2 separate regions of the Homo sapiens genome follow, and region 2 is linked to region 1. A link is a loop called in an ENCODE intact Hi-C map of the cell type or tissue named here. Cell type or tissue: heart right ventricle. All regions are shown on one strand. Links, peaks and the distances in the headings refer to the core of each region. The heading gives the core; the rest is flanking DNA. Region 1 overlaps LHFPL6 (LHFPL tetraspan subfamily member 6). Region 2 overlaps NHLRC3 (NHL repeat containing 3).

Evidence for each region. A loop is a pair of places that touch in the nucleus more often than their neighbours do. Peaks named below come from ENCODE experiments on the same cell type or tissue, not always from the same donor. Only the 100,000 strongest peaks of a DNase experiment are listed, where the experiment ranks them.
Region 2: it touches region 1 in a loop (4-fold over the local background); 9 of 110 quality-filtered maps call a loop at or near these places.

What each region holds. Positions count from the first base shown.
Region 1 is chr13:39,411,671-39,419,670 of GRCh38, forward strand. The region is part of intron 2 of LHFPL6 (LHFPL tetraspan subfamily member 6); the gene reads right to left. Among named protein-coding and RNA genes, the nearest start is that of LHFPL6, 190 kb to the right of the region's middle. RefSeq lists an enhancer at 5,373-6,315. In heart right ventricle, for the core only: CTCF peaks have their summits at 3,935 (motif pointing right) and 5,635; DNase peaks (open chromatin) are centred at 3,561, 3,951, 5,669 and 6,100; H3K4me3 peaks cover 2,021 bases; H3K27ac peaks cover 7,764 bases.
Region 2 is chr13:39,040,187-39,056,790 of GRCh38, forward strand. NHLRC3 (NHL repeat containing 3) reads left to right here. Exons shown (of 7, transcript NM_001012754.4): 4 at 1,919-2,119; 5 at 3,904-3,995; 6 at 6,854-6,966; 7 at 7,488-9,923. The coding sequence ends at 7,740. LOC105370169 (a long non-coding RNA gene) reads left to right here and starts at 12,886. Exons shown (of 5, transcript NR_187783.1): 1 at 12,886-13,142. In heart right ventricle, for the core only: no CTCF peak of the experiment used is centred there; no DNase peak of the experiment used is centred there.

The sequences.
Region 1 (8,000 bases), core at 1-8,000:
CTGATTGCTATGACATATCTGTGTGGGAATGTTATGAGTATGCTTCTGTATTTGCAATGGAATTGTCGGGAAGTAGAACTATAGCCCTTGCCTACCTCTAAATAATGACAAGCACTGCCAGCTATTTACAAAATTCAATTTCTCCTTCTGAGGCACATACTTAAACTGTATTTCCCAGTGTCTCTTCAGTGGGATGTGGCCATTAAGTGAAATCTAGCTAAGGAATATGGGAGTAAGTGATGTGTGCTGTTTCTCATCATGGCTTTTAAGAAGTAGATGGATACAGCTTCCCATACTCTCTTTCACTTCTGTGGGACATAAGTATTAGAAGAGACTTAGGGGATGGTATACCTATCAATAGAACCTGGATTCTTGAATCATCATATGGAAGCTGACTGGTAATATCTACTTGGGCTGTAATGTGAGCTAGAAATAAACTTTTACCGTGTTTCAACCGTTATACATTTTTAGGTCTATTTATTACCATGGTCCCACCTACCTAACTGAATCAGGAGACTATCGATACTTACAAGAAATAATCTAGTAATTGTTTATGACCAGACTGATTTAGAACACTTTGAAAATATTCAACTATAAATGATCAGTGCACTTTATTTGAAGAACATTTGAGAAAAAAATTGTATTGGGGAATTAGCAGACAGAAATTTTACCAAGCAATTTTAGATTTTTACATATGACTTTTGACTGACCACTACTTCTAAGTCTTTCTAATTTTTTTCTTTTCTTTTTCTCATTCAGGAATCACAGCAGGAATCTTAATTATACTACCATGCCTAAAAATAGCAGCTAGCAATTCTTGAGAACTAACTATGTTTTGGGAACTGTCCTCAGAGCTTTCTGGCGATTGATTAATTTCACAACATTAAGAGGCAGATGCCACAATTGTTCCCATTTTATAAAGAAGAAACTGAAGTACAGAGAGACTACTTCCCCAAATTTATACAAATTGTAGGCCAGGTGCAGTGGCTCACGCCTGTAATCCCAGCACTTTGGGAGGCCAAGGCGGGTGGATCACGAGGTCAGGAATTCAAGACCAGCCTGGCCAAGATTGTGAAACCCTGTCCCTACTAAAAATTAAAAAATTAGCCAGGTGTGGTGGCGGGCTCCTGTAATCCCAGCTACTCGGGAGGCTGAGGCAGAGAACTGCTCGAACCCGGGAGGCGGAGGTTGCAGTGAGCCGAGATTGCACCATTGCACTCCAGCCTGGTCAACAGAGCAATACTCCCGTCTCAAAAAAAAAAAAAGAAAAAAATTGTAAATGGCAGCAAGGGAACCTGAACCCATGTCTAGCACCAGTAGGCACTCTCTTAACATCTTCACTATATTACACCTGCCTTCTGCAGATATCACAGTAGATTCAAAGATGAACGAGCCCTAACTCTACCCCAAGGAGTTTATAAAATTAGACATAATACAAAGTAGTACAATATATGCATCGCTAAGTGAAATACAACATATTGTGGACTTTCAAAAGAGGGAGAGATGATATCTAATCAAAGAAATCTGGAATATTTAACGAAGGAAAAATAGCATTTGTTATTCATTTTAATCCAATTTAACATACTTGTATTATGCAATATTTTATGCCAATTCTTCAGAGCCTGTGGTCAAATAATAACTATGAAATGTATCCACATTGATATGTACTCAGGAAAATATCCTAATCTTTAAAGTAGGAAAATAAGATTAAAATATTCGTAAATTATGTTCTTATTTAAATGTCAAACCCGAAACTACTCAGGATTTTTTTTTTTTTTTTTTAGGAATTGGGGGTAGGGGGGGTGGGTCTCACTATGTTGCCCAGGCTGGCCTCAACCTCTCTGCTCAAGAGATCCTCCTGCCTCAACCTCCTGTGTATCTGGGACTACAGGCGTGTGTCATCACAACCGACTAGTTTTTTTTTTTTTTTTCTTTAAGTAAGTTTTAAATGAATTTTTCTGTTGTGTTGCTGTCTTTAATAAGTGAACATATGTTTGCATTTGCACAAGTGTATTAAACTCTAACATGCATATTGACAAGTGTACATATAAGGTCAGAGCTCAAGGAATTTTCATAAGCTGAAGACACCATGTAAACTTTACAAACATTAAAAAGAATCAACCAGCACCCCAGTAGCCTTCCTTCTATTCCTTTTTAATCACCACCCCTTCCCAAGGGTTATCCTACCTCCTGACAAAATAGATTGGTTTTGCCTCTCTTTGTACTTAAATAAATGGAATCATAAATTATGGACTCTTTTGCTATGGCTTCTTTGACTCAAATTTATGTTTACGAGACTCATCCATAGTGATGAGTATAATTAGAATTGGTTTATTTTCATTGCTGCATAGCATTTCATTATGTGAATATACCACAATTTATCCACTCTACTGTTCATAGGCATTTGGACAATTTCCAGTGTTTGATTGCTCAAAAAAATAATTCTGGGAACATTCTCATATGCCGTTTCATTCACATATCTATACATTTTTGTATGGACTATATGGAGGGGTGAAATTGCCAGATCACAGGGTATAAAAGCATTTAGAAAGATATTACCTATTTGGAAATCAAGCTCAATAAATAATGTTATGAGTTAGTAGTAGCACAAACCAAATGAGAAATGCTTAATAAAATAAGCATTAGCTGTGAGAATATGTGTCAACATTCACACAACATCTTCCTAATTCCATCTTCCATCTTCCTCTTTCCAGTATCAGATTTTAGCCACAGTTCATTAGAAGCTTATCTTGTCATTTTTCAGGAAATTTATTTTATAATACCACATTATGCTTCAGGGCATGTGTTTCAGGACAACTGAGGGAGTCTTCATGGTGGATTTGGGCTGGAGTTGAGGTAGAGCAAGGGCCCCTGCATTTGGTGTTATCAGTCTTCTGGGACTTTCTTGGGGTACTGTTTTCACTTCTTCTTCTTATTTCTAGTTTAGTAAATTTCACATATAATGCTTCAAGCTGCTGTGGGCTTATTTTTTTTGCCATTTGTGTTAAAACATGCTATGAAATTCTTGCTTACAAAACTTGGATAGAAGGCATGATAACACCAATTATTTGTCTTATCTCTGCCCAACCACCTAAATGATATAATTACTGGCAACTGAGGTTTTTTCCTATGCCTGTTGGCATTTAGACCCCTAAGAGTATTATACAGGCTAGGGTAAATTAACCTGAGAGAAAATAGCATGGTAACTTATTTCAAAACACAAATCATTTTTACTAGAACCAGGCCAAATCAATGTCTTTGAGAAGCTACAGGGTCTTGAGTCAAATTACTGGGGGTGGACATGGTACTTTTTCCTAAACACACAATGAAAAGGATCACTCTGATTATAAAGTCTGAGTTTCCCTTTCTAACCCGTCTGTGGCACATGACCAGTTTATTTGGTGGAAAACACATTCCTCAGACCCCAGGACAGGCCAACTTGTCCTAGTTTAACTTGTGCTGTGCTTTTTTGTAATAGCAACCTAAGACGGAAACATCTGGAAAAATACCATGACTGAGCTGGTGGGATCAAAGACCAAAGTGAAATGCTCTATTGTTAATTTCCAGGAACTGACACAGAACGCAGAGTGAAATAACTCAGCTGGGCATGAATCCCGTTGGATTTCTGAAAAGCTTGCATACTACTATATTGCCTCAGCCGATAACTGAAGGAAAAGTAGTTCAGCAAAGTTGAGGAAAAACAAATTTTTGTGCATGTGTATGCACATGCATGTGTATGCATACGCACATGTGGAAGAACTCAGGTCTGTGTTCAACATGTTAATAGTGTATTCCTCTGCTGGCAAAGACAGCTTGCCATAAAAATACTGAAAAAAAAAAAAACAAAAAACAAAAGCAAGCTGAAGAAACACTTAAGTCCTTCATGAATTGAAATTAAGAACTGTGCTTGCAAAGAAGCATCCCGGTGCCCCACCAGACTGAACTCCAGGGGGCAGTGGCTTTCTGGCATATCTTTGCTCCCCTTGGCAGCTGGGGCAGTGTCTGGCTCATAGTTTTGCAGTAACCGAAGGTGTACTGGATGAAGGATTAATAAATGCATAAATGAATGGGAGAATAAATACAACAAGCAGCAAAGCTTCATAGTCTCAGTGCTGAATTCAAAGTGAGAAGTCTAAACCTTGACACTTTTCAAGCCTTTCTCATTTGCAGCCAGTTTGCCTCCTTGAACTTTGTTCAATACATTACGAAGAAAGAAAGAAAACAATACTTACCTACCTTGAGTAGACATTTGATGCTTAGATATTTGCAGAATCAGGACTAGAAAGGTCCTTCAGACATCACCCCTAGATTCTCTGTCCATAGCAAGTGTATAATGACAGAATGGATGTGAAATGAAGAAATGTCCAAGAAATGAGATTATGCAGTCTCCTTGGGTAACGACTGAAGTTAGAGTACTGAGCAAATGTAAATTGCAACAGAAATGGTAAAGAAAATTAATATGAACTGACGTCTTTGATGAGAGTAAGAGTAGTAAGACTATGTGGGGAAAAATAATCTGAACAATTTGAATCAGGTTCTATTGACTCAATGATCAAGCCCTAGAATATAAACCCAAGGAGGGCTGATATGTTTATCTGTTTTGTTCATTAATGTATCCCAAGGGTTGAGAACAATGCCAGACATATTACAGATGCTTAGCACATGTTTGTTGAATGAATGAACCTTAATATGTTAAAAAAAAAAAAGAGGAGGCATGAAACTCCATTATATTAGGCCAATTCATTCTCCAGTTCATTTACTCTATGTTTTCCCCAACTGTGGTGCCACACAATGATACTTTTGATCATACAGTTTAAAGGACAAAAAGGTAGAGAATAAAATGCCTTTTCCCTTCCCCTACCTTGAGCTCCTTTTCCATACAACCTCTGAATATTTGGGCAATAAAGTCAAAAGTCTGCAGCTGGAGAACAGTGGTATCAGTTTCATGTACTTAATGTGTGAATGCAGTATGTAATTGCAAGAGAAAAGAGAAAGTGCTAGCTTTCTCTCTTTTACAGTTTGTGTGAACATAAATCAAATACAGGAAAGTTATAAAGTCATTGTGCAGTTTTTTAAACATTTATAATTCTGATGTCAGAGGTGGTAGAAAAAATTTGTAAATGGCATGCAAATCAAATTTTCCTCCTAAAGTTGTTAAAACCTGAGTTCTGCTAGTCCCAGCACCTATTTTTATCTTCTTGTCTACCATAGGCATATGAACATTTGTCACAGGTACTTGAATAATGAATACATCTTGTACAATCACATAAGGGTTTTCTTCTTAAACATGAACATGTTTTTGTTTTAAAATGTCATCTGCAGATTTCTTCTAGCCTGCCGATACATTTAGGTTATTCCAAGTTTAGAAGAGCCCGAAGGTGTAGGGAGACTCCTCTTAACTCCAGGAAGAAACAAAGGTGGGATAGGCCAAGTTGCTTTTATTACACTTCTTACCAGTGTCCAGTGTCTTTTCTCTTCTTTGGAATCATCCTGCCTTATTCATATCCCTCTTGAAACAGGACAGGACTGGACTCTACCAAAAAGACTAACTACCCAAGCTTTTTCCCAAAGGCACTGTTGGTTAACAGACATGTTGCAGAAGAATCTGTGTGAAGCCCTCAACTGCTCTGACTTGGGTGCCCCCAGAGGCTAAATTAGGTCACACCAGCTGCATAATATTAAATGGGGCAGGGGCGGCCGGAGCAACGCTGTGAGAAGCTGACATTCCTCAAAGCATGAATTGGAAGCCAAAGTGGTAGTTTTTGTTTTGCCTTTTGAAAATACATCTTTCTATTTCCCTCTGTCATTTAACTAACAGCTCCTCTAACTTTCCACCCGCTCAAAAGGCAAAAGAGACGGAGGGAAGGAGTCACATCAAGGACCAATTTTCCTTAAGCAAAATTCTTCCTTGTTAGCCATTCTGCAAAAATTCATTAGCTGAATTAACCATTCTCCACGGACCTCATCTTTATTCCTCTCTTCTTTCCCCTCCCCGCTTCTTTTTAACCTTTCAGCACAGAATTAAGTCTTTGTGATATTCAGCACATCAATGAACTCACCCAGCCAGGCGGAGCTCCTGGGCCGGGGCAGGGGCGACTTTGTGGGCTGCATTCCAATTGACTGGGGTGGTGACAAGGAGACCCAGCCCCAGCCATCAAATGGGCCCTGTGTCTGAGTATGATTCATAACACAAACATGTTTAGAAAGCGAAAGAAAGGAAGAAAGGAGCATGGGATTTGAAGTCATTGAGTCAGTATTGTTGCAAGATTTAGAGCATTATGTGGGGAGAGAAAGAGTGTTAGTCTTGTGTCCTAGCACCCAATCCACAGACAGATCTGCATCAAAACAAGGCATTTCACATCTTCTAAGATAAGCCCAAATTAAAACAAAACCAAACAAACCCCACATCTACTCTTCCCACTCCACCATCCCACTCCCACCCTGTCCTGGTAAAATAAATGAATGCATGAAATAAACAAGTAAGTCCTGGTCAATCTTACTTACATATTTTATCTTATGAATACTGTAGTATGCCAAATTAGCTGCTAATTCTTTACATGGGATTTGAAAAAAATGCTGCAGGGATTTTTAAATATTCAATGAACTTAAAGAACAAATGGAATATAATAGATTCAAAATGAAATGATTGCCTAGAAGTATGCTCTGATTCCTAAAATAAGATTTTTTTTTAAAGGGTAAAGTTTTTTTGGTCTTTTTTTTTTTTTTTTTTTCCAGAATGCCATATAACTAAAATCTGAGTAAAAGGAATTGGCCATGTCTAACTTTTCTCTTACTCCCTTATTTTTAACAGACTTATGTACATTTTATCCAGAAATCTCCTAACAATGCAAGTAGCGTCTGGGGGAAGTAAAAGCTGCATATTAAAAGTAGGGTGGAAGAGAATGTCAGCTTGAATGTGTGCAGCCCCTAAAGATTATCATCCACTTTAAATGATAAAGATCGGCAAGGCCCCTCATTAAAGCAGAATTCCTTGAAGCTCCCAATAGCGGTTGTGCATTTTCTTCATTTATAAAATACAATATCTGATTCAGTCACAGAAACCTCACAATATTGTCTTATCTTTGACAAAATTAAACAGCTTTGCCTTTCCTATCTTCTACTCTAGTAATCTTTGGCATTAACATGAAATTTCTGCTGTGACCAAACAGCCTTGCCGACTTTACAGCATGTAAAGAATCCCATTCATCCTGAGCTGCCTGGGAGATAAAGGTGGGAAATGGGTGTAATGTTTAGTGATACACAAATATTGCTGCCCAATGATCAGAATACAGATTCCACAGATTCACCTTCCTTAAACGTTTCAGTAATGTTTTCCTTATTTTATTTTATAATATTTATTTTTTAAGAAATGGTTAGGGCATGGATTTAGCTTCCCAATTAGTAAGTAGGTGAATCAGTCTACATTTCAAATGTGGGCTGTACCAGTCCATCTACTTAGCTTCTGGAGACAGCTTCAACAAAACCCAGAACAGGCTGCACTCCCTTTTGTCCTGACCCCAATCTTGCTTATGAAAGAGAACACTTTTAGATGTGAAAAAAATGGCAAATAATGAGTTGTTTCTCTACTCTGGACTTCTTGTGAAATACAACTACAATTCCTTCATCTCTCCCTAGTCCCTAAGTTTAAGCTGATGTCACTAATGTGATCACAGTGCTCTAAAGTTACAGTGTTTTACCTATCATTGAACAAAGAAAAAGAGAAACATTTCCAGCCAGCTTTGGATGAAATGGTTTCAAAACATATTTGGTATTCCCATCCTCTTCTCTGGATAAGTAAGGAAACAAAAAGTGAAAAGCTTTATAACCAATAAATGTCTCATTCATTATATGTGAAATAAGAGTTGAATTAGTCTTCTGAAATGAATCAAAATGTTTTAGCTTTTACTAAAGTTGTAATATTCCTAATTGAGCAAAGTAGTTTAAGTTCATGATTCTTTCTAAATCTTATTTTTTTAAAGGTTTTAATCATTTCAGAAATG
Region 2 (16,604 bases), core at 639-8,638, 370 kb before region 1:
CAAAAAAAAAAAAAAAAAGAAAGAAATTTGACAAGGAGCCTGTTAATATGATCTTTCCTTGAACTTGTCTAGGGTCTTTTCCTCTTTAAAGCATCAGTTGCTCTTCTCAGATTAAATAACTCTAAACTGAAGCCAAATAAAGTGGCAGTCTCTGAAAGCAATGACTGGAATCCTTGACTCTTATTTTCCTTTTCCAGTTTTCTTTCATAAAAGATTGTGAAATCGTAACTGCTTTGTTGCTCAAAGTGCAAAGATTGCAGAAACTGTTGTTAATGTTTTTGAAATTCTACTGACTGAAGCATGTCTGAAATCTTCCTGCCATCAAATATTTTTAGTAGAAAAAGCTGAAAAATGAAGTGAGCACAACTGAATGTGCAGCTATGGAGAAAGTTTTCAGAGAAACAATTCACCTGTGGCTGTAGCTTAAGACAAGGCAATACCTGAGATATCCTGGCATTACCCTAGGAATTCAGGAAGAAATGGGATTATAAAGACATTATTTCTAGTATTCCTTGGCCCAGTTATGTTCTTGAATTGAGAGACATCCTGGTTCTACAGTCCTGGCTGATTCAGATACCATTTTTTAGAGATAATGAGTTCTCAGTTTCTGTAAGTAGTGCCATTATCACAGCTGTTCTCAGAACCCATAAGATTTCTGGGCCTCAGCTGATGGCCCATTTATTTCATGCTGTGTTTTACATAGTATGAATCTGGTTCAACCAAAAAAAGTCTATAGATTATCACTGAGTGAATTGTTAATACTATAATGAGAGTCTATTTTCACTTTTTTCCTGAAGATCCACTGTTAAAGACCATTTCTTTGAGTTCATTTTATTCATGTGATTTTTAAAAATAAGACTTCCTTGATTCCCAGAAATAAAAAGAGCACAGACGATCTCTTCATTTTTTCCATTACAGCTAATTTTCTACCCAGAGATCTGAAGACAGTTTTATATTCCCATTTCCCAAAGGAATAAATTTCCTCTAATGAAAAATATGGCTACAAATTAGCCTTTTTTTTTTGAGAAAATTTTTTATTGGTAGTCTTTTTTGCTAGTTTTTAGAAACTTGGAGGCTTATGTGTTTTTTATTGCTATGAACTTTAGCTCAACTGTCTAAAAGTGTAATAGTAAATAAATTATTTAACATAGAATTGTAATGCAAGCTGATTCACTTTCTTTCTGGTAAGCTCAATGTATCCAGTTTGTCTTTTGAATACCTATCAATTAATTTGGCATATGTACCTTCAAATTGATTTCTGTTCACTGCTTTATGATATTCCCTTATTAGTAGTCTGCTTTATGCTCTTGCTTGTAAGATAATTTTAACTTAAAGAAATTTTAACGTGAGAAAATAAGATACTCATGATTTACAAAGATTATTTTCTTCTTAGCAAAGAAAAGTTGGGTTGAATTTTGAATGTCTCCACAAGGTGAAAATGCAGTTAAAAAAAAAATCTGTACCATAGAGAACGTTTTTGTTGACTTACTGAAATTTAAGGTCTGTATGTGAGTGATTGAAATAACAGTTTCAAATATAAGTTGTTCCCTTTACATTTTCTTCTTGATTTCCTTTCATAAGCAATGCTTATTCAAGGTCATAAGATTAAAAAAGAAAATGGTGCACCAATACTTTGTTAGCATTCTGAGTTTCCTGTATAATGAGTCAATTATGGGGATGTTATTTATTTGAATTTAGAATCCGCTTATTTTGGACTAATGGAGATTTTAATTCGTGATCAAATTTGGCTGTAATTTACGAAGAAGCTATAGTGCTTGTCAATTATATGTAATTTCCTAAGCCTATCACCTATTTGTTATTATTTACTTCTATCAAATTTTTGCTCTTAGCTTACTTGAAAAATCTGAATGTTTGTATAGTGGTTTTATTTGTGAGATGTACATATCTATCTTTATAGGATTCTTTGGTCATACTGTTAAAAAATACAGTTCTTTTGGTGATCTTGTTCAAGTCTTGGGTACTCCAGGCAAAAAAGGCACTAGTTTGAATCCTTTGCAGTTTGATAACCCAGCAGAATTATATGTAGAGGACACAGGAGATATTTACATTGTGGATGGAGATGGAGGATTGAATAACAGATTGATCAAACTGTCCCAAGGTACATTACTTGTTTATGGTATTATAAAAATATTATAAATTGATTTTAATTTGTTCGATATTTGGTATAATGTTTTAAGTGTTGTGTATGAAGCGGTGTGTAAAGAGCTAAGTGTATTACTACGAGAAAACTGAAAAACAGATGGGTATGATTGCCCACAATAAATGATCCTGATAACAGGCCCACTTATTCTTCACCAAAGGCCAGGAGATTCCTCCAAAAGTAACTGGCAACAGTATGAGAATTTCTAGTGGGCTCAGGAGATAAGTGTGTATCCTATTTAATTAAGCATGTAGAAATTAGAAACCTAGAATCCCAGACTCAAGTATCCTACAGGCTGATTAATCAGCAAGCATTTTATTGAGTGCCCTTTCTGTGTCCTCTCTAGTATCAGGAGGTGCAGATCTATTATGTATTGAAACAATGAAATGTAGTCTATGCTATTGATTCTTAAAGCAAAATGGACTTAGGAGGAGAAACTAAATTGCCTGGAGAAATAGAACAAGATATCATGAAGGAAGTAGTTATTGAACTAAACTAGTTTTGGTGGGAGGAGAGGGGAGGATGGATGGAACATTCATGGAGGGTTTATCATGCATGGTCTACAGGCATTTATTAGCAGGAAAGAAGGTGAAGATGCACTTTTTCAGCAGCAGAAAATACAATTTGGGATGTTTCTGAAGTCTTATTTGAGGATTATTAAAGCCATGTTTTTGCCTATAACATTTTTGAGGTTTTCCTAGTAGAAAAGTGATGTTACAACAGCAGGTTTTATAAGACATTCTTTTAGGATCTACTTCAAGTGAGCTCTGTCATTTGGAGGCTGTGTAGTCAATTTATCAATTAGTAACTGAATTTGGTTGATAACAGTTGAAAGGGAAATGTAGAATAAGGATAAAGCAAGAATCCAAAAAATTGAATGAAAGAAACAACGAAATCTAGGAGACAGATTGAATATAAGTGTATTAGTTTCCTGTGGTTGCCATAACAAATTGCCACAAACTGCGTGGCTTTAAACAACATAAATTTATTCTCACAGTTTTGGAATCCAGAAGTTAGAAATCTGGTAGACTGTGCTCACTCTAAAGGTCCTGCCTTGCCGCTTCTAGTTTCTGGTGGCTCAAGCATTCCTTGGCTTGTGGCAGCAAAACTCTGATGTCTGTCTCCATATTCACATGGCGGCCCCTTCTTCTCTGTGTGTTTTTGTGCCTCCAGTCTTTCCCTTCTTTCTCTTAATAAGGATTTAGGGCCCACCCTAAATCCAGGATGATCTCATGAGATCCCTAATTTAATTTTATCTGCAAAAACTATTTCCAAATAGCATCACATTCCCAGGTATCAGGAGTTAGGACTTGGACATCTTTTTAAAGGACCACAGTTGAACCCACCGTAGTGCGTAATAAAGGAGATAGACGGTAAAATCATAATGTGAATTTTTAAGGTCTGTGGAATACTAATATCAAGTAACAGATAAGTTGGGAAGGGGAACCAGTTTTAGGGAGAGGATGGCATAAACCCTAAACAATGATTTTGAAGCAGTCATGAAAAATTCAAGTGGAGATAATAATTAAAGAAGTAGATTAATTCCCTAAAGCAGAGAAGGAACTTTAAAAAAAAAACTGTAAGAAATGGGCAAATGGGCATATAGACAGGAAAGCCGAGAAAGCATAGTCAAGTGAACCAGCGGTGTAATTAAATAGTTCTTTGTAACCTGTTTCATAAAATATGCAAATGCATGAGACATTCTATATGTTGCTCTGACTATATATTTTTACCGTTTATAGATTTCATGATCCTTTGGCTGCATGGAGAAAATGGGACAGGGCCTGCTAAGTTCAACATACCTCACAGTGTTACACTTGATTCAGCTGGTCGGGTACAAATACAGCGTCATTGTGTCTGGGACTTTGTGTCTGAATATGTTTGTGTGTGTGTGTGTGTGTGTGTGTGTGTGTGTGTGTGTCTGGGCATGTATATATAGATTGTGGTATACATGTGTGTCTGGGCATGTGGATACATGTGTGTTAGTGGGTATGTCTGGGTAATTACTCTGGGGCTGGGTGTGCACACATACTTTCTTACAAGTGTTTGAGTCCTATAGTGAGGGGGTTCCCCAAACATTTAGAAAGGAGCAAAATGGATTTCCTGTACCATTTAAAAGGATAGAAGGCACAAATAATGGATCTGAACATAAAGTTACCTGAAAGAAAAAGTTGCCCTCTTACTGGGAAAACTCCACTAAAAGTGTTTGAATATCTTTTCACTTCTCAAGAAAAAAATGTGCTGATCTAAAGTGGAGTGGGAGAGGTTAACCTTGGAAGTCTGAAAAAGAGTCACCTAGGCAAACTCTTGTTCTCACTAACTCCACATTGTTTAGGGAACAGAAAGCTTTAGCCAACAAATTTCAATCAGTTTCTCTCTTTTCTACCCTACTCACTACTATCTCTTTTGCATTTACTCAATTTCTAAGCATAGATCTCACTTCTTTGAGGTTACCTTTTCACAACGAAACCGCCACCAAAAAATTTGTATATTAGTTTCTCCTGCTCTTTTCCTATAGCAGCCTGTACTTCGTATCATAGTAACTATCATGCTATATTATAATCATTTGTCTGTCTCCCCTAATAGATGTCAGGCTGTTGAAAGTGCTTACTGAATCTCTTTTGCTTTATTTCTTTGTGCCTAGTACACAGTAGTCATATTTATTTATTAAATGACTAAATGTCTTGACACACAATGGGTACATTAGGCTACTTGCCTTCATACCATTAGGCATTTAATCCATTTCTACTTCTGATTCAGTGCTCAGCAAACAAACTTCTAATTATGACTTGGCTTCCTAATCATAATTGATTGACAAAAATGAGAATGTTTTGATCATTAAATCTTCTGATCTGCCATAAGACGTTAATCAACCATGTGAACTTTGTATATAAATTGGGAACTGGAAACTTTGAATTAAACTTTTGCACATTATCCTCCTGAGCTTGGGTGACTCATTGTGTGCTAAGAAAAAAAATCAAATTTCAGAACATGCGAGACCTCGACCCAGGTAAATTCATCATGGTGAGGAACGCCCTTCTAAAAGGCCTTGGAAATCATCTGATGGGGGTACTCTGGCATTCCTGAGTGATAAAGAGTGTCAATTATACAAAATTGTGTTTTATAACAATAGCAATTCTGTTCTGAGCATTTTACATAATTAATTCATTTAATCATCACCACAACCCTATATGAAAGGTTAGTCAGTTCCAGACTTGTTGTTATGTGTTAAACAGGAGTTCCCATAATCAAAATTCATTGAGTGTTGAGCAGGACAGATGATGCTAACAATCTAAAGTATCATTCCATCCTAGGGTGTAAACTATACTTCTTCCTTGGTCATTTGTCTGGGATACTAGTCTCAAACTCTTTAAGAAAACCTATCCTTACTAAAGGACCATAGATCAGGAAAAGACCTTGAGAAATTGCTTTACTTTGGCATCAACAACCTTTCTTAAATGGTGTAGTGAGTTTTGATTTGTTTCTGATTGGAGATTAATTCAATGGCTACCAAAATTCACACATATTGATGAAGCTGTAATCAGGGTTACCTGTGAAGAAATTATCTCTCAATCCACAAACCCAAGAAATCCAAAGGACCAAAAGCAGGGAGGTAGAAGTAAAGAGGACTGACCCACTCCCAGTCCATTCTTTCATACCTCTCTACAACCCTGGCCACAAGTCATCAAAAACCATTTCCTGCCGGGTGCGGTGGCTCACGCTTGTAATCCCAGCACTTTGGGAGGCCAAGGTGGGCAGATCACGAGGTCAGGAGATCGAGACCATGGTGAAACCCCATCTCTACTAAAAATACAAAAAAATTAGCCGGGCGTGGTGGCGGGCGCCTGTAGTCTCAGCTACTCGGAGAGGCTGAGGCAGGAGAATGGCGTGTACCCGGGAGGCGGAGCTTGCAGTGAGCCGAGACTGCGCCACTGCACTCCAGCCTGGGTGACAGAGCGAGACTCCATCTCAAAAAATAAAAAAAACCATTTCCCTTTATGCTTTAAGCTGCATGCATGTGGCCATGAAATGTCATTTAGAATGCATCTCACTTCTTGTCTTAGAACAAGTTCCTTAATAACCCATTACAGCCTATAACAAACCTAAATTAAACCTATTACTGTTCTTTATTTGTTGCTAAAATACCTCAGGCTTCTTCAGTTGGTTCAGCACTCTGTACATACCTTGGTAATAGCAGGTATGGGTTTAATGATACTGCAATCTGAATGAATACCTCACATCCTGCTATATTGAGCTCTTGAGAAGTAAGGCTGCTTTTCTTTGTCATGTTGCCTGGCCCAGGAGCTGACAAGCCAGTAGTACTCATTGAAAAATGAATGCTTGTTAGAGGAATGAATGAATGTTGTCAGTTTTCATTATCTACTGATCCCCTGCATTATGGTAGAGTACTCCAGCTTTTTAGTTATTCACACATTTAGAACAGTAGACAGAGTATTATAAGCTTTGGGTTAAGACAGCTTTGGGTTGTGCCTCTCCCATTTGTAAGCTCACTTCAGAGACGGCAACCTTTCTGAACTTTAGTTTTTCCTCATCTGAAAATGGGACTTAACTACCTTCTTTGGAATCCTCTTAAGTGAGATAATGTATGGTGAAACTAATGAAAATAAACATTCTTTTCCCTTTTTTCTTCTCATGGATATTTTTCAATTGACATTTTTGTGTGTTTCTCAGGTGTGGGTTGCTGACCGAGGAAATAAAAGAATCCAAGTATTTGATAAAGACACTGGGGAGTGGTTAGGAGCATGGAATAATTGTTTCACAGAAGAGGGACCTTCTTCAGTCAGGTAATTGTTTCATTTTATTGCAAAATGCTTGTTTTAGTTAGTGTATGTGTCTCACTTCCTCTGAATAGCTAGCTGAAAGTTTAAAATATTTATTGTTAATTTTGAATTAGGGGAAAATAGAAATATACAGAGAAATTTGATATCCAAGATTTTCAGATGCCAGGTAAAGTGAAAACAAGAAATAACATATGCTAGACCTCTCCTCTAGCCTTTATTTGGTAAATGTTTAAACAGGACAAAAATCAAACCCAGCCTAACATCAATTCTTCATTAATTTCATTTTGTGGACTATGATATTGATACTTTTAACAAATTTAAGCTAATCTTTGGCTTTGCTTACCATCATGGACATCTTATTCCTTCATAAACAGAATTAGATCAAATTAAAATTCTTCTTAAAAGAATCATTCAGCAAGTAGGTGCCTACTGTTGTTTGGCACAGTAGGGGATTAAAATGTTGAAAAAAAATACCCTTATGTTTTTTCACAGACATTTATTATGTTAAATGTCTTTCTCCTTAGGTTTACTCCTGATGGGAAGTACTTGATTGTGGCCCAGCTGAATCTTAGCAGGCTCTCAGTCGTAGCAGCACCCCCAGTGGGAAGCATTGGGGAGTGTTCTGTGATCAGCACAATCCAACTAGCAGATCAAGTTTTGCCACATCTCCTAGAAGTCGACAGAAAGACTGGAGCAGTCTATGTAGCAGAAATTGGAGCAAAACAAGTACAAAAATATGTCCCTTTGAATAGCTATGTTCCTTCATTTGGTTCATAATGTTTCTTTCCTGGGAATATTTCAAGTGGCAGTTCAGATTCTCAATTCACTAAGTGCTTAAAAATGATGTTCAAGCACAAGAATTTATTTTTCTAGTATAAAAGATCTAGTATCAGAAAGATTTGTTTTTGTATCATTAAGAATCTTATATTTTGTTGCCCTCTTGGGACTTAGTTTTATTTGTAAGTGCATAAGGATATTTTAATGAAAGGAAAGTAACTAAAAAATGGGGTTGGGAAGAGGGACTAAGGTGGTAACCTCATTATTTGCCCTGGTAGACTGATTCTCCCTGGGTAAAAAAAATGGGAATAAAAATGAGCTTGCATGATAATTTATTAAATTTCATGTGAAGAACTCCAGACCTCCAGATTGTGCAACTAACATAAAATGAGCTGCTTGAGAGATTGTAAATAAGATGAACTATTGATTAATTTGAGTACCCACAGAGTGCTGTGTCTTGACGACTTAAAAATGAAAAAGCAGGATTGCCTTTTGAGTAGCTTGCAGTCTAGTGGGGAGACAAGCAGGCAAACAGTCACAACACAGCAAAAGCGACCTTGGAGCATAGTGGGACTTTTGGAGTAGGAGTGCTGCATTTGACTGAGGGAATCATGGATACTTCGCAGGAGAAGTGAATTTGAGCTCAGACTTGAAAACTGAGGAGGAGCTTACCAAGGGACAAGGAGGAGAAAACAATAATTTCCAAGTAAAGAAGGTATAAAAAGTTAGAAGTGTACTGTAAACTTTGATAGGCTTTTAGGCCTTTTTTAAAGCCCAACTTGGCTTCTGTCCATTACCTATAAGATATTTAATGTCAGTCAGCCTTTAAATGTAGGAATAAAATGGCTGGCATCTAAGCACTTTAGTAAAAGAGGTTTTTACAAATAACTAAGGATTGTAGAGCTTCCTTCTCTTTTTTTTTCTTTTTCTTTCTTTTGTTTTACATGAACTCAACTTATTCCTAACATTTGTCTACCTCAAAGAAATTTCAAGATTATTTAGATAACATGGATATGTGCCAAATCCTTTGAGCTGTTAAGATGATAATTTCCTGCTTTCCTCCTACATCTTCTCCTCCCACTCCCTCCTTTGGTGTGAATATTGGCTTCCCAATTAAGACCTTTTTTTTTTTTTTTCCAGTTTGTTTTAGCTTATTATAGGTTTTGGAGGAACTTTGCCATTTTGTAATCTTTCAAATCATTCTTCACCCTTCCTCACATCAGCTTCCTGCTTTTCCCAGTGTTTTACTGTAAATTGTGTAGCATATGACAAATCTTGAGCTGACTTTCCTCTTCACCTGTTATGGCTGGAGTATTTTCCAGACCTGAAGGGACTCACACTTGTTTTGATACTTGGATCACATCTCCGTGAGGTTAGGAAGGTAAATCTACCAACAGGAAGCCCTGTACTCTGTATTCCAAGGCCATTGGTAAATGTGTTGGTGCCACTGATCGGACTGTATGACCTTAAACAAGTCACCTTAGTTTTCAGTGAAATGGGAATATCATTGTCTCCTCTTTCATGAATGCTGTGAGAATCAGATGTGCAACAGGTACAGACTTGCCCTTTGAAATCTATACCTCTGGATACATTAGAGGCATTTTATTAACAAAGGCCCTTCTAAATGTGCTATTTATTTGACAATAACTATCAGATTTGCCTTAATTTTGTGTTTATAGCATTTATCAAAACGTATCCTCATAGACTTTATGCAGATTAATATGGTCAATTGATTTGGATAAAAGAAAGTAATTTCAGGGTTTGTTTTTAAGCCAGGACAAGAAGTGCAAATGCCTCTTTGAAGCAATTTAGGCTAAACTGATTTTGAAATTTCAAAATGTTTTATTTTACTTTGTTTTATTAAGCCAGGACAAGAAGTGCAAATGCCTCTTTGAAGCAATTCAGGCTAGGTAAACCGATTTTGCCATTTCAAAACGTTTTATTTTACTTTGTTTTATATCAGAGTCTTATAAAACCTGCTGCAAATATTTCTGAATGTCTTTGTAAAAGTGTTTGTTAGTGTACCTGTGATTATAGTACTTCACTTTTTTCCTTTGGATTAATTGGTTAAATGAATGAGAAATGTGTTATGTTTTTTACTAAAAAGTATAAATTAAAATTTTGGAAAGAAAAGGCAATATTATCTGGCTCCCCAATTAAAGTTTGATTTTATTGTCACAAAAGCAGTCTATAACTTTTTATTCCTTTAAAGAATTTCAGCAATTATGAAATCACAAGTTGATGCTGAAAGAATATCCCACTTTTCACACATATAGCGTGTAAGCTGATGTGCATAAATATGACTAGAAGTTGCTTAGAACATTTAAAGAATGTAGCTTGTTTTGAGGTGGTGGGAGGGTACAACTGACAGTAATAACTAGCTAATTGTCTACATTTCTGCATTAAAAGTGGAACATCTTTATACTTCTACTTTTTAGGTCTATTCTTGGAGTGGGGAGGGGAGAAAGTGTTCTAAATTAGAAAACCAAAGGCTATAGATTTAGCTCTATCTTTCCCTACCTGTACCATCAGATTGGGTCTTTCAAGTGGAATATTTATCGATCAGAGAAAACTTGGATGAAATCTGATGGTGAACAGAGATTTACCACGAATTTTTTTTTTTTTTTTTTTTTTTGAGACAGAGTCTCGCTTGGTCGCCCAGGCTGGAGCGCAGGAGTCTCGCTCGCTCGGTCGACCAGGCTGGAGTGCAGTGGCGCCATCTCGGCTCACTGCAAGCCCCGCCTCCCGGGTTCATGCCATTCTCCTGCCTCAGCCTCCCGAGTAGCTGGGACTACAGGCGCCCGTCACCACACCCGGCTAATTTTTTTTTTTTTGTATTTTTAGCGGAAATGGGGTTTCACCGTGTTAGCCAGGATGGTCTTGATCTCCTGACCTCGTGATACGCCCGCCTCCGCCTCCCAAAGTGCTAGGACTTTGTTCTTAGGTCACTTAACAGATTAAAAGACTGCTTCAAGCAATGTAGTGTAAGGCTACGGCAATAAAGTCCTATTTTGTTTTGCCTTTGCTGTTTTTAAGCACTTTTGCATTTGAAAACAGGACAGATTGGATAGTCAGCATTAAAATGGAAACTCAAATTTTTGCTTTTTAGGCTTACCAAAATAAATGAGAGTTTTTAAAAGTCCTAAATTTATTACTTTAATTTGTTGTATTCTCTGCTATATATTTTCAGCAACAATAAAAAATCAAAATAATCATCTTTATTGATTCAGTAAAAAGTTTTGAGACAACAAACATATAAAAGCACTCAGTCAAGTGTCCTCTGCTCTAATAGTTCCCTACCTGGTTGGGAAAACAAGCTACTTAAACCTTGTCTTTTAGTAGTTTTAGGAGATACCATTTTTGGCACTTGTGTTATGTTACATTCTTGATACACAAGAGGTCAGTAGCGTTCTGCTTATAAGCATTTCTTGAAATCAAACATGGGCTAAACTTCATACTTTGGTTGTTTTTTTTTTTAATTGAAGCTACAGTGTTCACCATACTTTCATTGTTTTTCTTTTTTCTGCCACTTGCTTACATCTTAAGGAAATTGCTTTATGGGTGAAACATTTTCCAAGCATTGTTGGAAATTTTTTACTGGTTAATTGGACTTGTCCACAATTAAAAAAAAAGTTTAAACCTTTTCAGTAATTCAGACTAACAGCCAGAAGTGAATTAACTTATTTTAAATGAAGGTGAAACTATAATCTGAATGTGTGAGTTTAGTACAATAGAGAATGAATTTGTATTAGTGGGGAATCATTCTTTTTTCTCCCTAGTAGTTGTTTTTTGTTGTCGTTGTTGCTGTTGTATAAAAAAAAAAAACAATTTCACCTTGTGGTTGCTACTTTACAAATAAGAAAAATAAGTTTTTTATAAAGACTCTTAGGTCATTTCTTCATCAGCTACTCTGGAATCCATGAGTTTATAAATTAATCCTCTAAACGCTAAATGACATGTAGATGCTCCTTTGGTGTATAAGAATTGAATAGAATTTGAGCAATGAAAAATAACACTACTTAAAACTTATTTTTTCCATTGTAAACAATGAAGTAATATGACTTAATTCTGCTTCTATGTAATTCATAAATAAAAAACTCACTGTAACATTAAAACAAGCATGTCCTACATGAGTTACATTTAAATAAATTAATTTTAATTTAAATTAATTTAATAGATTAATTTGCGTGAGTCACAACAAATTGATATTATAAACTTGCTTCTCAATTTTCAGCCGCTTTATCAAAGGAAGAAAATTTTAGTTGCATGGTGCAGATTCTCAGATTTGTTCCTAGTGAGAATTAGTTACTGTAATATGTGTTAGAAATTTTTTTTTACAATACGACATTTATATACAAATTGTCACAATCACCAGTTAAATGTTTTTATAACATTTTTCTTCACAGTGTGTATAAAGAAGTATTTAAATATTTTGATGCTTCCTGTATTGAACTGAAATACTTATTTTTACTTAACTAAAGGGATGAAGGAACTAACTATATGTACGTTTGTTTTTAATCAACATTAATTGAGGTAAATGTATTCAGTTTTGTGTGGAGCGTATGGGGGTTACGTTTGTGCAGTCTGTGTGCATATGTGTAAATATAAATGTGCATCTAAAGGGCATTATGCCCAACTAGGTCAGAAGAACTGGATCAAGACAGTTGAAACAACATGGCTAAACGTTAAGTCCTCATCGGAGGACACCTGGTTTGGCAACAAATTATTTGAAAAAGTTTTGGAAAGTTTGTTGGCCAAAAATATTACAAGCCTTGTTAAGAAAAATGTTGCAATCTTAGACAACATTGAAGTGTAGATTTAATGGCAGTTTAATCGACAAGATAGTCTATATATCTAGTAAATAGCTCCGTGGTGTTGTTTCCTTTGGCTACTACATTTTAAGGGGGCATCCTATAAACTGTTTAACCCAAAAGCAGTGTGATGGTTAATATTGAGTGTCAGCTTGGTTGGATTGAAGGATGCAAAGTATTGTTCCTGGGTGTGTCTGTGAGAGGGTTGCCGAAGGAGATTAACATTTGAATCAATGGACTGTGAGAGGCAGCCCCACCCTCAATCTGAGTGGGCACCATCTAATCAGCTGCCAGCGTGGCTAGAATAAAAGCAAGCAGAGGAACGTGGAAGGATGAGACTGGCTGAGTCTTCTGGTCTTCATCTTTCTCCCATGCTGGATGCTTCCTGCCCTTGAACATTGGACTGCAAGTTCTTTAGCTTTTGGACGTTTGGACTTACACCAGTGGTTTGCCAGGGGCTCTCAGACCTTCTGCCACAGACTGAAGGCTGCACTTTCAGCTTCCCTACTTTTGAGGTTTTGGAACTCGGACTGGCTTTCTTGCTCCGCAGCTTGCAGGTGGCCTGTTATGGGACTTTACCTTGTGGATCATGTGAGTCAGTACTCCTTAAACTCCCTTTCATATATCCATCTATCCTATTCATCCTGTCTCTGTAGACAACCCTGACTAATACAAGCAGGTAACCAAAATAACAGTGTTTGGAAATAATTCTGAAGTCTCAGAGGGTGATCATGTAGTAGAGTGAATAGAATTCTGCACTTTCCTCCAGAACTAAGACAATGAGTACAAATAATAGAGTGGTCCATTGGATCAGCCCAATAAAAGAACCCTCCTCTAGCAGTGGAATGGGCTGTAGCAGTGGATGTGGTAAAGCTTGGTGTTTCACAGCTTGGAATCCAGAGTTAGGTTGACCTACGTTCTAATCCACGCCCTGCAACTAATTTGTATTGTTTTGAGCTATGCCTCATTTTTTTGCTCATTTGTGAAATGGGAATACTAGTATTTTCCTTATGGAATTATTGTGAATACAAATAAGATCATGCATGTAAAGCATTAAGCCCTGTCTCTGACATGCAATAAGCACTCAACAAACCTTAAGAGATTCACGTGTGGTGTTTCAATCAGACAATGGCAGTCATGCTACCACCTTTGGGCAGGGTTTGGGAGAATGGTGAGACCACATGAACTTCCCTATTATATAATTCTGTGTTTAGTCACAGTATTGAAAATTAAAGGTAAGGCTGTAATATACTAAAGCATCTATCATTTAGAAATGCCATTTTAAAAAACATGGCTATTTTTAGTTGGCATTAATGCTGTTTATCCAACAAGTAATTTATGATCAAGGTAAAGACTCCCACCTTCTGCAATTTATATTCTAGTTGGAGAGACAGAGGAAATTGAGAGGAAAAATGGGATTTTGGTTAACATTTATGGTATACATTAACACTTAGTTGGTTAAGCAAATACCCATTTTCAGTGTTCTTCTGCCTTTCCTTCCACTACTGTAACGACTGGAAGAGCTGGGTGCTCACTTCCTCAGCCTGCTAGCAACTAGAGGTAGCTCTGTGACGTGGCTCTGACCATAATTGGAAGTCTACTGGTAGACTTCTAGAAAAGCATTTGCTTTTTTGATTTTAAAAAATAGCAGCATCACTCCTTTATCCATTTCTTCCCTGCCTTGAACTTGGAAGTGATGCCTGAAGTTGCAGTAGCCGTCTCAGAACCATGAAGCCACAAAGCAGCAATCTTAAGGCAGAAAGATAGGAGCCTGGGTTTTTAGCATGTTAGGGAACCACTACATTGTCCTTGTATTTCCTTTCTCCAGACTTCTTTTTATGGGAGATAATTAAATGTGACTAAAGCCACTGTTAGTTGAATGTTTTCTTGCAGGTGAAAGCATTCCTAAGAAATGTAATACTGAGTTAAACTGCATTAATTTGAGAAAGATGGATATTTTTATTGTTTTAAGATTCTGTATCCAGGAATATGTCATTCCAATGTCTTATGTCCTTTAAGATTTTACAAGTTTTTTTAAAAAAATAGATGCTGTGCCTTTTTCTCGTGACAAATTTAGATTCCTGTATCAAATTTATTCCATGCATTTATTACCGATACTAGAGTAGGATTTTTCCCCATTTCTATTTAGTTATTGGAGGTATAGAGAAAAGGAATCAATTTGTTTTATATATAATATATTAACCTTAATTAATTTAATTTAATAATTTAATGAGTTAATTTAACAATTAACCTTAATTATTTTAATTAGCTATTATGGACATTTGGATTTTGTGGGTGGAGCACTGAAAAAAACTATACATCTTTCAATATTTGTATTGCTTGTTTGATTTTCAAAATTTTATTACATTAGCTACACTATTTAAAACAATGTTGAATGATAGGGGGATATCCTTATCTTATTTCTGATTTTAATGGAAATGTTTGCACTACACCAATTATTAATAATACGATATTTGCTATTAAGTTTTGGTAATTTTCATATTTCAGTTCTTTGTCTCTTAGAGTTTTATTAAGAATACTTAATTTTATTAACTGGCTTTTGACATTGATGTAGACAATATGTTGATGTAATGAATGTTACAGATTATTTTTCTTATGTTATTGGAAAACATTTTAATCATGATGTCTTGCTTGGAACTTCTATTCTTGAAACACAAAGGGCAGTAGAGTTCTATTTATACAATTTACTAATTATGTTTCTTCCATCTCCAAAAGGAAATTGAGTTTCCTTACAATAAAAGAATACATTAAAATAGAAAAAGTAATGTCAAACAAACATTTTATAGAAAGTACATTTATTGGAAACCTGGATTAGTAATAGTTACAGCAATAAAATATTAAGTTAATTTGGAGTTTTCTTGTAGCTGTGGCAAAGAAGGAAATATAAATAATTCTCATTTAATGAAATCTTATCCATTCTTTGGAAAAAACAAGCTCTTGTTTTTTCTTTTCTTTTTTTTTTTGGCTCAACTTGAAAAGTTTCCATAGTCTTCCACAAATTATAGATATCAGAAGAAACTTTGGTTATCAACAATAGCAATAAAAGTGATTTTTAATGGACTATATTATTAAATAGATTAGTGCAATTATGTATCAAAATCATGCCTTTTATTTTACTTGTTTATATATATTTTCAACTTTTAGATTCTGGGGGGCTACATATACAGATTTGTTACAAAGGTATATTGCATGATGCTAATGTTTGGAGTATAATTGAACCTGTCATCCAGGATGTAAGGGTAATACCTAATATGTACTTTTTCAGCCCTCTCCCTCTCCCAACCCCCTCCCTCTTATATTCTTCAGTGTCTGTTGTTCCCATCTTTATGTCTGTGTGTACCCATTGTTTAGCTCCGACTTGTGAGAACATGTGGTATTTGGTTTTCTCTTTCTGTATTCTCTCACTTAGGATACTGGCCTCAAGCTGCATCCATATTGCTGCAAACAGCATGACTTCACTCTTTTTTATGGCTGCATAGTATTCCTTGGTGTATGTGTACCATGTTTTCTTTATCCAGTCCAACATTGAAGGGTATCTAGGTTGATCCCATGTCTTTGCTATTGTGAATAGTGCTGCAGTGAACATGGATGCATGTGCCTTTTTGGTAGAATGATTTATTTTTCTTAGGTTATATACCCAGTAATAGGATTGCTGGGTCAAATGCTAGTTCAGCTCTTAGTTCCATAAGAAGTCTTCCATACAAAAAAAAAAAAAATTAGCTAGGCGTGGTGGTGCATTCCTGTAATCCCAGCTACTTGGGAGGCTGAGGCAGGAGAATCACTTGAACTAGGGAGTCGGAGGTTGCAGTGAGCCAAGACCGCGCCGATGCACTCCAGCCTGGCAACAGAGCGAGACTCTGTCTAAAAAAACAAAACAAAACAAAAAAGAAGTCTTCCAACTGCTCTCCACAGTGGATGAACTAATATATTCCCACCAACAGTGTATTAGTGTTCCCTTTTCTCTGCAACCCCACCAGCATTTGTTATTTTTGACGGTTTAACAAAAGCTATTCTGACGTGTGTGAGATTGAT